Regions from separate parts of the Homo sapiens genome. Here region 1 is linked to region 2. Evidence: chromatin loops called from intact Hi-C (ENCODE). Cell type or tissue: B cell. All regions are shown on one strand.

Evidence for each region. A loop is a pair of places that touch in the nucleus more often than their neighbours do. Peaks named below come from ENCODE experiments on the same cell type or tissue, not always from the same donor. Only the 100,000 strongest peaks of a DNase experiment are listed, where the experiment ranks them.
Region 1: a loop joins it to region 2, with 14 times the contacts of the local background. A loop is called at or near these places in 7 of 110 quality-filtered maps.

The regions. Positions count from the first base shown.
Region 1 is chr7:140,049,444-140,057,443 of GRCh38, reverse strand. It overlaps PARP12 (poly(ADP-ribose) polymerase family member 12), which reads left to right. Exons shown (of 12, transcript NM_022750.4): 3 at 291-588; 4 at 2,681-2,782. Among named protein-coding and RNA genes, the nearest start is that of PARP12, 9.5 kb to the left of the region's middle. RefSeq lists a silencer at 5,489-5,689. In B cell, no CTCF peak of the experiment used is centred here; a DNase peak (open chromatin) is centred at 3,423; H3K4me3 peaks cover 780 bases; H3K27ac peaks cover 5,284 bases.
Region 2 is chr7:140,301,117-140,309,116 of GRCh38, reverse strand. LOC124901758 (a long non-coding RNA gene) reads left to right here. Exons shown (of 2, transcript XR_007060560.1): 2 at 6,560-7,834. Among named protein-coding and RNA genes, the nearest start is that of SLC37A3, 93 kb to the left of the region's middle. In B cell, a CTCF peak has its summit at 4,410; a DNase peak (open chromatin) is centred at 4,536; H3K27ac peaks cover 590 bases; H3K27me3 peaks cover 295 bases.

The DNA of each region.
Region 1 (8,000 bases), 250 kb after region 2:
GATTTGCATTGTCTCATGTGAAAGGAGCAGCTCTAGTCACTTTGAAGTTCTTGGATTTTCCCAGTGGAGGGGCTGATTCTGTGCAGTCTCCTTTCCATTTCGTTCCCCTTTTAGCCAAGGGCATTTGTTAGCAGCCGTCATCTAGAGTGAGGGATGTAATAGCTGTGTTCTGTGTGGATGATGGAATCACAGCTTGTGAAGCCCCTTTCTCACCAGTGGACTGGCCACTGGGGAGGTGGTGTCGTGTGAGACCTTCCTGAACTGGTGGTTTTTTCCCTCTCTGTCAACAGATTTGCCAACATTACAACAAAGGAGATGGACCCCACGGCTCTTGTGCCTTTCAAAAGCAGTGCATCAAGCTCCATATCTGCCAGTATTTTTTACAGGGGGAATGCAAGTTTGGCACTAGCTGTAAGAGATCCCATGATTTCTCTAATTCTGAGAATCTGGAAAAATTGGAGAAGTTGGGTATGAGCTCAGACCTGGTGAGCAGGCTGCCTACCATTTATAGAAATGCACATGACATCAAGAATAAGAGCTCTGCCCCCAGCAGAGTGCCTCCTCTTTTTGTCCCACAGGGGACTTCTGGTAAGGCTGGTGGGGAGTGGTAAGGCTGGTGGGGAGCACGGGAGGTCCTGGGCTGGGGGTTCCCGGATTCCAGCTAGCCATTACATGGAATGTGTGACTTTGGGCAAGTCTGGTGCTGCTTTTAGTAAAATGGAGTTGATGATGCTTTCCTAACAAGGCAGGGAGTGCGGGGGTGAGGATAAGTTGAAATCATAGACTTGATCAAGCATGCCATCCTAGACAAATGTGAATTGGTATTGATGGTGAGTGAATTCTGGATGGGCCTAGTCTGCACTGAAATGGGAGACTTGGCTCCTCCCCCTGTGCAGTCACCCCTATCTTCACCCCCACGAGAGCATGCTCTTCAGGGAGGAACCCAAAGTTAGGAATGCTGTGCTGCACAGCTCTGGGGAGCATTCCTTGTGTTGTATTCTGATTTTACAAAATGAGTGAAAGAAGCATACCTTAATTATGGCATTGGCTGTATTCCTGACATCAATAAGTAGAGTTTTTGAGCCATTGTAAATTTGCTTTGTTCCCTGCTCATCTCCAGCACCTAGACAGTGCCTGGCCCACAGTAGGTACTCTGACATTTGTTGAATGAATGAGTGTGCTAGGATACTTATTTTTTAAAAAAGACTGTCAGGTTTAGTGACAGGCAGATTTTGAACAGAGATTTTTATTTAATAAGCATTTCTTGAGTACCTCTTGTGGGGCAGATGAATAATGTGGTCTGTCAGGGAGATGATGATACACTGGCATTCATTGGATTTCACAGTATCAGCCATTGGCTGGCCATTCTGTTACCCACTCTTTCATTCAGCACCTTTGTGTGCTTGCCACATGCTGGGCGCTGTCTTGGGTGCTGGTTATTCCTTGGCGAAGCTGAGACATGCCTCCCCTCAGAGCAGAATCAAACCCTCTCAGCTGTAGTGGTGGCTACAATTTTAATAGAGCACTTCCTAGAATGTCAGTTGCATGCCAGGACTACCTGCAAACAAAAGCACCACTCTAATTGTACCTGACTTTTATATTTAAAAGTTGTCTTTTGAATTTGTTTTTTCTTTACATTGTCTTCAATTATGTTTTGTTGATTTCTTTCAGTTGTAGGAATCCTAGAAGTAGACAGGTTTTGTATTAAATAGATCTTTAGGAGTATCTTACAGCCTTGAATACAGTTGGATTATAGCCTTGTCAGAAAGGGAGGAGGGATCCACTGCCAGTGATGTCAGCTGCAAGAGCAGTCACCATCGTCGGGAGAGAGGGAGATGACCTTCGGGGTCCCATAGACCTAGATTTTGAGTGAAGTATCTCAGGGGCTTATAAAAAGAAAAGGGAAGATGAATAACGACAGGTGACACTAAATAGGGATTGCAAATTAATTTTATGTGCTCATTGGGGTTAGCTGGGTGAGGGTAAATGTCATAGGTAAAGACTCATTGGCATGGTGCTAGTAAAGGTAAAATAGAAAGGATTTATGTGCCCTTTTTATATTAAGATCCTGATAATTAACCTAAAATTAATTAAAGGGGCTTCATTTTGAAATGTGGACTTTCTTTTTATTACTCTTGTCTTGGTATTAGTACCCAATTCTGATAGTTCATTAATGAATGTTTGCTATATAGCTTCAAATCTAGTTTATAAAATTAGCCCTCTGTTTGCCCTCAGGGGTCATCACAACCTTAGGCATAGAAGGAATTGTAAGATGCCTCAACATGTAAGACAATGGTTCTCCCCTTATTACAAAAGTGTCCCAAGTCCCACCCCTGGAGGTTCTGATTCAGTCAGTCTGGAGTGAAGTCAGTCTAGGGCAGAATCAGGCACTTGTGTTTTTAAATGGGTCTCCTAGTGAATTGAATGGACAGCGAGAGTTGAGAAAGGAGTCCCCTTCATGGAGTCCTGGATCTGGCAAGCAGCCATGTGGCGTCAGGCTGCCAGCCTGTCACTAAAAAGTAGAGGATCCACCTGTGTAGGAGCACTTTCACCCCAAACACGATAGGGCTTTGTGAGCTTGCGTTGCCCACTTTTGTGCAGAGAACTGAATGAATCCTCTTTAACTCTCTTTTATACCCCATATCAGAAGCTGACATATCTTTGTGGTGTTTCTTTGCAGAAAGAAAAGACAGTTCAGGTTCTGTGTCCCCAAACACTCTTAGCCAGGAGGAGGGTGATCAGATCTGTTTGTACCATATCCGGAAAAGTTGTAGCTTTCAAGGTAAGTTGGAAGAGGCTCCTTCATTCCACTTGTGGGAGGGGTAACTGCTTGTCATTCCCAGAGCTGTGCTCTGAAGTCACCCCCTACCAAACCTCTACCCCATCCGGAGAGGATCAGGGCTTGGCACTTTGGCCAAACCAATTCTGAAGGTATTTTGTTGGGGAGTTGAAGATGGTAGCAATTCTTTGAGTTTTCAGAAATTAAATGTGGATCATTTTTGGGAACATAACTGGTTCATGCACCAAATGAGTGTCAAGTATTGAGCCTTGGTCAGCTTAGCATGAGGTCACAGACCTGCACAGGACAGGGAACTGCTCAGCCTGGTGGGAACAAAGATAAGGGTGATGATAGGCTGAGAGCTCCCTTAGAAACTGGAAAGGACCTCACTGCGAAGGAAACACTTGTGTTAGCTCTTGGAGGATGAGTAGTTGTTTAAATTGGGGTTTTTTTTCTGTATTGATCCAGTGAACAATCCAGTGATCTCTTTTTTATCAGAAGCAGCAATTCTGGTGTGCATGTGCCTGTCTGTATTTTCACTAAACCTTTGTTTTCTTCTTAAATGCTGTCCTGGGCTTTGACTGAAGAAAGGTTTGTTCTCAAATTTGGTGACTCCCCTTGACAACCACCAAACTTCTTGTTTCATTTTCAGTTTTTAAAAATTACCCAAGCAATTAATGAATACTTTCACTCTGTAAAACAGTTCAGTAATACAGAGTGAAGCATGAAGTCCTCCATCGTCTTTGCCCAAAGGTAAACACTTCCCGTGTGGTTGTGATATTTGTTTTATATGTTTTTAAACAGATAGGAGCATGTGATAATGTTATTATTCAATCTGCATCTTAACATTGTATCTTGGAGATTTTTTTTCCATGTCAGTATGTGAAAGTCCACCTCATTTTAAAAACAAGTGTGTAGTAGTTGATTATAATGATGTTCCATTGAGCATTGAAGTACATATATGTGAGTATTTCCATAGATAGATTCTGGGGAATGGAATGATAGGTCAAGGAATATGAGCTATATATATATACACACACATATATATGTGTATTCTGAAAGCAATATTACTGAGCTATAGTTTACACAAGCTAAAGTGTACCATTTTAAATGTATACTGAGTTTTGATAAGTATATATGCTCATGTAACCATCTCTACCATCAAGATATGGAACCCCCTCCAAAAACATTGTTTTATGCTCCTTTATAATTAATCCTCACCCCCTAGTTTGTCACGCCCAGGAAACCCCTGATCTACTTTTTGTCACTATAGATTAGATTTGCCTTTTCTAGAATTTCACATACATGGAATCATACAGTGTATTATCTTGTGCCTGGCTTCTCTCATCAGCATGTTTTTGAGATTCAGTCATGCTGGCATATCAATCATTTGTTTCTTTTTATTGCACAGTAGTATTCCATTGCATGATTGACTGCAATTTGTTTATCCATTCATATGTTGATGAACATTTGGGTTGTTGCCAGTTTTTGGCTTTTACAAATACAACTTCTATAAATATTTATGTATAAGTTTTCATGTGGATATATGTTTCCATTTCTCTTGGGTAAAAGACAGACATAGTTACTGGGTTATGTCATGTGATTGACTTTGTAAGAAACTGCCAAACTGTCTTCCAAAATAGATAATAATATTTTATGTTCCCACCAGCAACGTGTGAGAGTTTCAGTTATTGTATATTCTTGCTAACACTTGGCATTGTCTTTTAAGTTTTAGCCATTCTAATCAGTGAGTGATGATGTCTCGTGGTTTTAATTTGCATTTCCCTGATGATTAATGATGTTTAACTTTTATTTACATGTACTTTTGGGGCATCTGTATATTTTCTGTGAAGTATCTACTCAAATCTTTTGCCTATTTTTTATATAACAGCTTTACACACACACACACACACACACACACACACACACACAAAAGGGGTCTTCAGAAAGTTTGTGGAAAATGCATATTATGAAAAAATTATGCATGGAGTTCAAAAGTTTTGCACCAAAATAAATTCATACTAACTTGTAATAACATATCTGAAGAGGATCTAGTTTGAGGCACTAAGAAGGATAAGACATCAATTTGGAAAGAGCCCCTATCAAAGCAACATGAATTTTGCTGCAGTTGAAGCAAGAACAAATATCAAATTAATGGTGACTCTTGGGTGGCAGAATGACAAAATCATTGATGCTTTACAAAAAAGTTTATGAGGACAATGTCCCAAAGAAATCAGTTTATAAATGAGTAAGTCATTTTAAGAAGGGATGAGAGAATGTTAAAGATGGAGCTATGCACATCAATTTGTGAGAAAAAAAATTAATGTTGTTTGTTCCTTAATTGAAGACCAGTGATTAACAGCACAAACAGTAACTGACACCAGACATCTTGATTAGTTCAGTTTATACAGTCTGCCAGAAAAATTAAAAATTAAATTTGAGCAAACTTTCCACTCTATGAGTGCCAAAACCATTCTGCCTGGATCAGCTGCAGACAAGAGCAGAACTTTGAATGGAAATTTTAAACAAGTGGTATCAAGATCCTGAAGCATTTCTCTGAAGAGTTGTAACAGGAGATGGAACATGGCTTTACCAGTAGGATCCTGGAGACAAAGCAATGGCTCCTAAAAGGGGGAAGTGGCCCAGTCACAGCAGAAGTGATCAGGAGCAGAAGTCACAGCAACAGTTTTTTGAGATGCTGAAGACATTTTACTTGTTGGCTTTCTAGAGGGCCAAAGAGCAATAACATCTGCTTATGATGAGAGTGTCTTGAGAAAGCCAAAACTTTAGCAAAAAAATGCCCAGAAAGCTTCACCAGAGGGTCCTTCTCCACCACCACAAGGCTGCTGCTCATTCCTCATCAATCAAGGGCAATTTTGCAAGAGTTTCAATGGGAAATCTGTAGGCATTCACTTTACAGTCCTGATTTGGCTCTTTCTGACTTCTTTTTGTTTTCTAATCTTAAAAATCTTTAGGTCGGTCATGGTGGCTCATGCCTGTAATCTCAGCACTTTGAGAGGCCGAGGCAGGTGGATCACTTGAGGTCAGGAGTTTGAGACCCGCCTGGCCAACATGGTGAAACCCTGTCTCTACTAAAAATACAAAAATTAGCTGGGTGTGGTGGCACATACCTGTAATCACAGCTACTTGGGAGGATGAGGCAGGAAAGTCACTTGAACCCGGGAGGTGGAGGTTGCGGTGAGCCGAGACCGTGCCACTGCACTCCAGCCTGGGCGACAGAGTGAAACTCTGTCTAAAAAAAAAAAAGAAAAAAAATCTTTAAAGGGCACCCATTTTTCTTCAGTTAATAATGTAGAAAAAAGACTGGATTGACATGGTTAAATTCCTAGGACCCTTGGTTCTTTATGGGTGGACTAAATGGCTGGTATCGTCTTTTACAAAAGTGTCCTGAACTTGATGGAGCTTATATTGAGAAATAAAGTTTATATTTTTTATCTTTTAATTCCGTTTTCCATGAACTTTTTGAAGTCCACTTACATATGTAATATTAACACAGAATTGGGCAGCCATCATCATAGGCAATATGAAAACATTTTCAACACCCCCAAAGTAACCCCGTCTTCATTAGCAGTCTTCCCTCCCCCCAGCTCCTGATGACTACAGATGAAGGTTCCATCTCTATAGATTTGCTTGAATATTTCATATAAATGGAATCATACAGTATTGGTCTTTAGTGACAGTTATACCCATTTTTATTGGGTTATTTGATCTCTTATTGAGTTGTGTTTTGTATATGATTTATACTGAAGATATATCCTTCCAGTCTTTCATGTTTATTTCCTTTATAGTGTACAGGTATTTTAATAGTGGTGTCCAGATAATATTTTTTTTCTTTTATGGTTTGTGTTTTTTGTATCCTAAAAATATTTGCCTATTCTAAGCCTACAGAATGTTTTCTCTTATGGTGTTTTCCTAGAAGTTTCAGGGGCTAGGCTTTTAGGTTGAAGTCTAGCTGTGAATACTTGTTCTCTTAACTCTGATCATTCTGTCCTTAGGTATCGCTGTTTCTGTGTGAGTTGCTGCCTCTCTTTGAATTGTTTTCCTTCATGTGTTGAGCGACTCTTGGTTGTCTGTCACGTTGGTGCTTGAGAATCCCGTATACCTGTTGGTTGATTTCCATGGGGCTGATTTGGATTCCAGGCCCTCATTCTAGTGATGGTGGGGAAGAGGCAGAAGGTCCTGCTTGGTGAGGTGGGAGGCTGGCATGTAGCCTAGGACTGGGACGGGGGCTTTGGTGGCCGTCTCATTTGCTTTTCTCTTGCTCTAACCCTTATATTCACACTTAGTTTAACTAGGAAGTGCACAGCAAGCTTCCTTCACACAAGCAAGTTAGGGGAAGGGAGTGCCTCTGCCAGGGGCTCCCATTGTTCTCATTGGGATTGGCCTGGGTATCGTTCTTGCTCCTGGCTTCATCTGACTCTGAATCTGTGATGACCCCAGATCTTTTCTACTTCTGTGGTATGTTCTGCACATTTTGTCTGCATTTTTCTCTCTTCTTTTTATATCTATTTGATTCTCATTGCTCCATAGTTTTAGCAATTCTTGAATAATTCTGGTCTTTTGATGGTATTTTTTATTGTTTTCCAGTGCTTTTGGATTTATTATTCTCTCTGGCCTGTTATTTCAAGGACTATAGGGAGGAAGGGCTGGGGTGGATGTGGTGTTTTGTCTGCCAAATTGATTTGATTTCTATGACTCACGTCCTAGAAAGCCCCTGGAATGCCAACGTGAGGTAGGGAACATTAGAAGGCGGGAAAAGAAGTTGAGAAAGGGGACAGGAAGACCAGGACAAGGGAAAGGACCTTATGTCTCTACCGCTGTGCTGGGACTAGGCTCTCACCAGCTGCTGTGGCTGCAGTGGCTTACCTGGTGCCTCCTGTCCTGGGCACCTTCCAGCTGTGAACAGTGTGGTCTATAGCTCAGCTTTGTTTCAGAACGGAAGCCTCAGGCCTGCTGTTTGATTATAGTGCATTCCCCTGGCCCCCATGTCCTTCCTGAGGAAGCATCAGCCTGGAGGGCCCTAAGGAGTGCACCTTCCCCAGGATGTGCCTGTTTGCAGGGAGATCCTGTCTCAGGCTGTCCATAGTACACCTGTGCCTGGGGTTTGTAGGTATAGCATTTGACTACTGGGATGCCCTGGGGTGGCCTTCTGCTCTCATCCCTGATCATTTCCTCTAATGCCTTTCAGGGAGGGAACAGG
Region 2 (8,000 bases):
TGACACATCTAGACCCTTCCAATCGATCAACCCTTTTCACTAGAAAGGTTTGGGGGATAATTCTAATGTGTATTCACTTGAGAAATGTTTCAGGCCAGGTGCAGTGGCTCACGCCTGTAATCCTAGCACTTTGGGAGGCCAAGGCTGGTGGATCACGAGGTCAGGAGTCCAAGACCAGCCTGGCCAAGATGGTGAAACCCCGTCTCTACTAAAAATACAAAAACTAGCCGGGCGTGGTGGCAGGTGCCTGTAATGCCAGCTACTCGGGAGGCTGAGGCAGAGAATTGCTTGAACCCAGGAGGCGGAGGTTGCAGTGAGCCGACATCGTGCCACTGCACTCCAGCCTGGGTGACAGAGCAAGACTCCGTCTCAGAAAAAAAAAAGAAAGAAAGAAATGTTTCAGAAAAAGCTAGTTTCTTACTCTTTGACACAGACATGTCCGTTTAGACTTTATCTTCTGAGCTGGCGGCTAAAGTTATTTTAGACTCTACAGTTAAATTGACCCAGAAATAATTCCTCCTTTGAAAGTTCCTTTGCAATGTTATTCACTCTGACTCTAACTTCAGGTTACATTGTGCTGTTCTTTGCTCTTTAATCTCACTCTGGCCTTTCACCAAAAGCAGTAAAATCCGACTTCTGTATTAAATGGTACTTGTATATAATATTATTTGGGTAAACCAGATGTCTAATAATTGCAATATATTTTCATATGATTGTTTGAAGAGTTTCATGGAAAAAGTGCAAGCCCCTCAAACTTCCCGAACTGTGTGAGCTGTTTACTGTTGAGAACTTTCCAGAGGAAAGTTGGAGGGAGCAGAAAGCTGAGGAGAAGGAGCTGGACTTTGGGCTTTGTTTGCCTGTACTCTCTCCACTGTTACCTTCAACCTACATTTCAGCTCCAGTCCATAGGAGTCATTTGCAACCATCTGTTTTCATCTCTTTGCTCCCAGGAGTGCGGAAAAAGGCAAGAGCAGGGAGGAGCTGAAGTTTTGCAGAGGTTAGGGAGAAGGTTGGCTTGACCTAAGTGGAGAGAGAGGAGGGCGGGTTTTTTTTGTTTTGTTTTGTTTTGTTTTTTTGTTTTTTTGAGACGGAGTTTTGCTTTTGTCGACCAGGCTGGAGTGCAATGGCATGATCTTGGCCCACTGCAACCTCTGCCTCCTGGGTTCAAGTGATTCTCCTGCCTCAGCCTCCTGAGTGGCTGGGATTACAGGTGCCCACCACCGCACCCAGCTAATTTTTGTATTTTTAGTAGAGACAGGGTTTCACCATGTTGGCCAGGCTAGTCTCAAACTCCTGGCCTCAAGGGATCCACCCGCCTCGGCCTCCCAAAGTGCTCGGATGACAGGCATGAGCCACCGTGCCCGGCTGAGAGCTGGGATTTGAACCACTGTCAGTTCCTGAACAGAGATTTAAGAGATTGATGAGCACTAGATGAAATCTTAATCCTCCGTCATTGCTGGTGCTTATGTAGACGTGGGAGAATAGGAGGATAACAGTATCCAAACAGGCTGATAGTATTTCAGGAGCTTCCATGGGTTGCTTGAGTCCTCAGGGCTAGGCATGGTGCTAACAGCTTTATGTGCATGCGGCACCTGCCGGCTGCCCTGCTTCTCTATCCTATGTGCGATGGGAATTCATTCTTTTACCTGGCCTGGGCTCTTCCATTTTGCTTTTCAAAAACCCACATTTACAATAGACTCTCATTTTTACAGTAAAGCGTACCATAGAATCACTTTACATTGCAAGTTCTCCCTCCTCCTATAGTGCAATTAATCTACTCTATTCAATTGGCAGAAAGTCTGTTTACAAAGAGCTCTGTGAGAGGACACTTGTCTTCAAAGCACGGAAACAGAAATAACAGAAAGACTCAGCTTCATTGATGGCCCACTTACCGCAGGCAATATTTAATGCAATATAATTAATTGTACTTCTAGAAAAGACTGGACTGAGGGCCTAGGAGCTTTTTATAACCGATTGAAAGACACCAGAGACTCTACCCCTAATGTCCAGCCAGAACCCGCCCCTAGCCCACAATACAGCCAGGCGCACTTTTTTTTTTTAAGCTATCCATTTAAAAAAAAAGATTTTCCAAGGCGAGCACATTATTTCCTTTGTTAGTTTGGATCAGAGTCTGATATCCCTAACAAGTCAAAGTTGTTCTTTTTAGCCCTTCCGACAATTTGAGTCTGTTCCTTTGAAGTTGTGCTCTCGGTGGAGATGGAAAAGAGACTCACCTTTCAGCGTATGGAAACTCTGTTCCATTCCTGTGAACTGTTAATGCGCACATTTAAATCATTGCTACTTTCTTCTCTGGTGTTAGTTTCTGACCTCTTGGTTATTTTCTGTTTTCCATTGGACTTTTCGGTTGCTCCCTGTTTCTTTTTAAAAGTAGCACCTCAGTCTGTTCACACTAGAAAATGTTTGGCTTATTTTGCATGTCCCTTTTCTCAAAGGATAAAGGGAACAACCGTTCCTACGAATTGCTGACATCTCTGTGGAGGCCAGCTGCTAAGTGAAGGAAAGCGTGGCCGTGACTTGCAGGAGATCAGAGGCCCCCAGGCTCCTTCAGGCCAACCGACATCCAGATGAGGGCTTCTTGCTTCTTTTAGATCCATGCTCTGAACCCAGATGATGGTCTTGGATGGCTGCTGTAGTCAGGACTCTAGCCAACCTAACCCATGTGCCTTATGTTAACTTACAGTATTAAGCAAACATTTGCTTGTTAATCTACAATCTTTTTTTTGTTGTTGAGATGGAGTCTCACTCTGTCACCCAGGCTGGAGTGCAGTGGCATCATCTCGGCCCACTGCAGCCTCTGCTTTGTGGGTTCAACCAATTCTCCTGCCTCAGCCCCCTGAGTGGCTGGGACTACAGGCACCTGCCACCATGCCCGACTAATTTTTGCATTTTTAGTAGAGACGGGGTTTCACCATGTTGGCCAGGCTGATCTCAAACTCCTGACCTCAAGTGGTCTGCCTGCCTCAGCCTCCCAAAGTGCCAGGATTACAGGTATAAGCCACTGTGCTTGGCCTAATCTGCAATCATTATTCCAAGTTCTTGCCACTACCCTTAAGCAGGTTCTATGTGAGTGGTCCTCCTGATCTGCAGTGGACTGCTGCTTTAACTTGGCTGAATAACAACTATTATACCACACCCTTGTGTCCTGCAATGCAGTTTAGACACATGAGAAAATAGTACGAACCTCAGCCCAGTTCAGTGGCTCATGCCTGTAGTCTCAACACTTTGGGAGACCAAGGTGGGAGGATCACTTGAGCCCAGGAGTTCGAGACCAGCCTGGCCAACATAATGAGACTCTATCTCTACTAAAAAAATAAAAAAAATAAAAAAATAATTGACCAGGCATGGTGGTGCATACCTGTGGTCCTAGCTACTCGGGAGGGAGGATAGGAGGTCCAGGCTGCAGTGAGCTGTGATCATGTCACTGCACTCCAGCCTGGGTGACAGAGCAAGACTCTGTCTCAAAAAGAAAAAAGAAAAAAAGCCGGGCATGGTGGCTCATGCTTGTAATCCCAGCACTTTGGGAGGCCAAGACAGGTGGGATCACCTGAGATCAGGAGTTCAAGACCAGCCTGGCCAACATGGTGAGACCCTGTCTCTACTAAAAATACAAAAATTAGCTGGGCATAGTGGTGGATGGCTGTAATCCCAGCTACTTGGGAGGCTGAGGCAGGAAGATTGCTTGAATCCGGGAGGCGGAGGTTGCGGTGAGCTGAGATTGCGCCATTGCACTCCAGCCTTGGTGACAGAGCGAGACTCCGTCACACACACACACACACACACACACACACACACACACACACACACACAAAAGAGGATATAGAACCAGCCCTGTAGATTTTGTGCCAGCTCTCAGGGGACTTCCTGCACCACTTGGACTATCATTCTTCCAGATCAGGTGTCCCCAGGGATCGTCTGCAGTGGTTACAAACAACACTTCACAAAATGTTAATAGCCACGAATCTATTTTAATGTGTATTAGAAAAAAATATGGCTGGGCATGGTGGCTCATACCTGTAATCTCAGCACTTTGGGAGGGCGAAGTGGGCAGATCACTTGAGCCCAGGAGTTCAAGACCAGCCTAGGTGACATGGCAAAATTCTGGCTCTACAAAAACACAAAAATTAGCCAGGTGTAGTGGCATACGCCTGTAGTCCCAGCTACTTGGGAGGCTGAGGTGGGAGGATGGCTTGAGCCTGGGGGGCAGAGGTTGCCATGAGCTGAGATAGTGCCACTGCACTCCAGCTTGGGCAACAGAGTGACACCCTGTCTCAAAAAGAAAAATTATAACATGCACATAAAACCTGAGACATGCATTTCTTTTCAAAAGTCATCAAAGTTAAAAAGTGAGTCCTATTTAGAGACTATTAACCAAGTAACTCTAGGAGGCAGTGTGTGACTACGGAGAACACCCTGAAGGCCTAAAACCCCTTATGGGGAGGCTCTGAAGGCCACCCCAAGCCCTTTCATTTTTCACTCCTCCATCTTCATTACTCCTTCTCTCTCCAAGTTCTTCATCTTCTGGGCCTGTTTCTCCTTCCCTTCCTCCCTCTAAGCTTCTCTGGTGGTGCCCTGGGTTTTAACAGGGAGAAGGAAAGAGGCTCACATTTAGTGATCATGAATTACTTGCTAGAAGGTCACAGATGTAAGGCAGATACTGTCTACTAGTGGGGCTTTGGGTGATTTCTCTGGAGTACTTTTTGAATTTGCATGTGTGAGTCACCTGAAGATCTGGTTAAAGTGCAGATTCTAGCCCAGATGGTCTGGAGTGGGGCTGAGATGTTTTCATTTCTAGCAATCTCCAAATGATGCTGCGGTGGTTGGTTCGTGGGCCACACTTGGAGTCACAAAGGTTGATCATGGAGCTCTATTTCTTTTTTCCTTTTTTCCTTTTTTTTTTTTTTTTTTTTTGAGATGCACTCTTGCTCTGTCGCCCAGGCTAGAGTGCAGTGGCGCAATCTCAGCTCACTGCAACCTCCCCGCCTCCCGAGTTCAAGAGATTCTCCTGTCTCAGCCTCCTGAGTAGCTGGGACTACAGGCGCATGCCACCACGCTCAGCTAATTTTTTGTAATTTTAGTAGAGGCGGGGTTTCACCATATTGGTCAGGCTGGTCTCGAACTCCTGACCTCAGGTGATCCACCCACGTCGGCCTCCCAAAGTGCTGAGATTACAGGCGTGAGGCACTGCGCTAGGCCATGGAGCTCTATTTCTTTAGAGAACTAAGAACAGAGAAATACATATTTTAGGAAGAGGATGAGTTCTGAAACCACCTCTATCATCTGCAGTGAAGCCAATTATTAAGAACACTTAAGAGTCTAGCATGTTTTGCTCTCTGGAAGAAATATAAGATGGTTCCTTTATACTGACCAAGGCAGTTTGTAATGAAAACTGTTGGCTCAACTTGTTGCTAGGGTACCGCTGGGGAACTGGCACACAGAAAATCTGTAACCTAATGTGATTGTGTGGGAACTAATGAGCTCTGAACATGACAGGCAGGGAGGGTTCTGCTTCCCTCCTTTGCTCAGGTGATGGGCTAACACCCATGTCCAATTAGGCAAACCTGGCATGTGTAGCCATTCGGGGCTGCTGCAGAGCTGTTTCTCTGGGTAGAGAAAATTGGATTGTTGAATTGTTCCAAATATATTGGTATGCTCCCGTCTCCCATCCATTTGGTTATGATAACCAGACCTGCAGACACGTTCTGAGGGTTAGAATAGCTCCAGCATTTAGAAAACAAGCCAGCCAAATACAAAAGGACCCAGATTGAGGTTATATGAAAATTGATGGACGTGATTCAGGACCTTGCTATTTTAAATGAAATGACCTTCACCTGAAGAGATCAGAGGGCGACGCTATTAAGAGGTGTTGCACTTTTACAGTATTCTTTCTGTTAGGGCAGAAAAACTTATGGAAGGAAAAAGGCAAAGTGAATCACCTTTTCTTAAGATTCAGCTGGAACCAGACACTTAGCAAAAGTGATGCTCTGCAGCTGACACAAGTAGCCACATGATTGTGGAATGATAGTGCTCCAAAATGTTCTTGGGGGCTGGATGTGGGGGCTCACACCTGTAATCCCAGCACTTTGGGAGGCCAAGGCAGGCACATCACTCGAGGTCAGGAGTTCGAGACCAGCCTGGCCAACATGGGGAAACTCCGTCTCTACTAAAAATACAAAAATTAGTCAGGTGTGGTGGCAGGTGCCTGTAATGCCAACTACTCGGGAGGCTGAGGCAGGAGGATTGCTTGAACCTGGGAGGCGGAGGTTGCAGTGAGCCGAGATTGCACCACTGCACTCCAGCCTGGGTGACAGAGGGAGGCTCTGTCTCAAAAAAACAAACAAACAAAAAAATTATTGGGTATTACTGAGCATGATGGTGTTTAATTTTGGGAGGGGATGGGGGTAGTTATTCCGGACTCCCTTCCCCTCGAATACACACATGCATAATCTTCCATATAATTTCCAGGGATTAATGGATTCCCTGGGAGATCCAGGGATTTCAGGTTAGAAACCTCTGATGTAATACATTTCCTCCTTTTCAGAGATGAGAAAATCAAGGCCCAGAAAGAAGGTGACTGACTATTGGTCTCAGCAACACTGACAGTGAACAAATCAAACAAGAAGGCAGGCACGGTGGCTGATGCCTGTAATCCTGTCATTTTGGGAGATGGAGGCGGGTGGATCACTTAAGCCCAGGAGTTCAAGACAAGCCTGGGGAACATGGCAAAGCCCTGTCTCTACAAAAAATACAAAAACTAGCCAGGTGTGGTGGCACGCATCTGTAGTCCCAGCTACTGGGAAGGCTGAGAGGTGGGAGGATCACTTGAGCCCTGGAGGTTGAGGCTGCAGTGAGCCATGATTGCACCACTGCCCTCCAGCCTGGGCGACAGAGTGAGACCTTGTCTCAAAAATATTTTAAAAATTAAACAAACAAGAGGGCTTAAGTGTCACAACCATCAATGGGGAAAGTGTCCGTGCATAATTTATTTCTGGAAGCCCTGAGAAGAACAAGCATCAACAGCTTTCTGAGAGACTTATAACTTTTAGCTGAGGGAATCTCAATATTTAACCAAATAACACTTGAAGAAAAGCAGAAATCATCGAGACAGCAGCTCCTGGGAACTAGGTTTTATGATGTGTTCTAAAGACATAAGCGAGAAGCCTGCTGTCACTTGTTAGCTGTGTGCTGAAGTGCAGTTTGGGGTGTCTTTAGGGCAGGTAATAAATTCCTTTCAGAGATTGAAATCACATACCAACGTGAATCTTCCACATCCCTGAAAACTACTTAGGCAAGATGCCTCACATGACACGGAACTCTCGATTTGGCAACACATGTTGGGGTTCAGCCCCCCACAATCCTGGCACAGTGTGGGTGCTCGCTAAATATTTATTTGGATAAAATGGGCTTTCCTTAACTTTACAGTTTTCTGGGGATAGAAGACTCAGGAAACATGAGAGAGCAGTATAAAATGTGTAAGTACACAGTGGAAGGCTGGGGTTCCTAGTGAGGATTTTAGAATCTCACAAACGAAAGCAGCCAGACACAAAAAAATACGTGCAATATGATTCCATGTACATGAAGAACAAATGTGGATCAAATTAACTTATGCCATTAGAAGCGAGAATATTGGTTACCTTTGGGGACCAGGGTTGGGGGTGAGTGTCTGGGAAAGAGAACTTCTAGGGTGCTATTAACCCTAGCCCTATTCTATTTCTTAATCGGGGGGCTGGGTGCCTCTATGGATTCACTTTGTGATAATTTATCAAATGGTTCTGTATGTGTGCTCTATTTTAATAAAAACATTTATTTAAAAATACACACACAATGAAAGATGTAGGCCAGTCCTTCCCAACCTTGAACGTGGGTACAGGTCACTTGGGATCTTACTAAAATGCAAAATTCAGGCCAGGTGCAATGGCTCATGCCTGTAAATCCAGCACTTTGGGGGGCTGAGGCAGGAGGGTCACTTGAGCCCAGGAGTT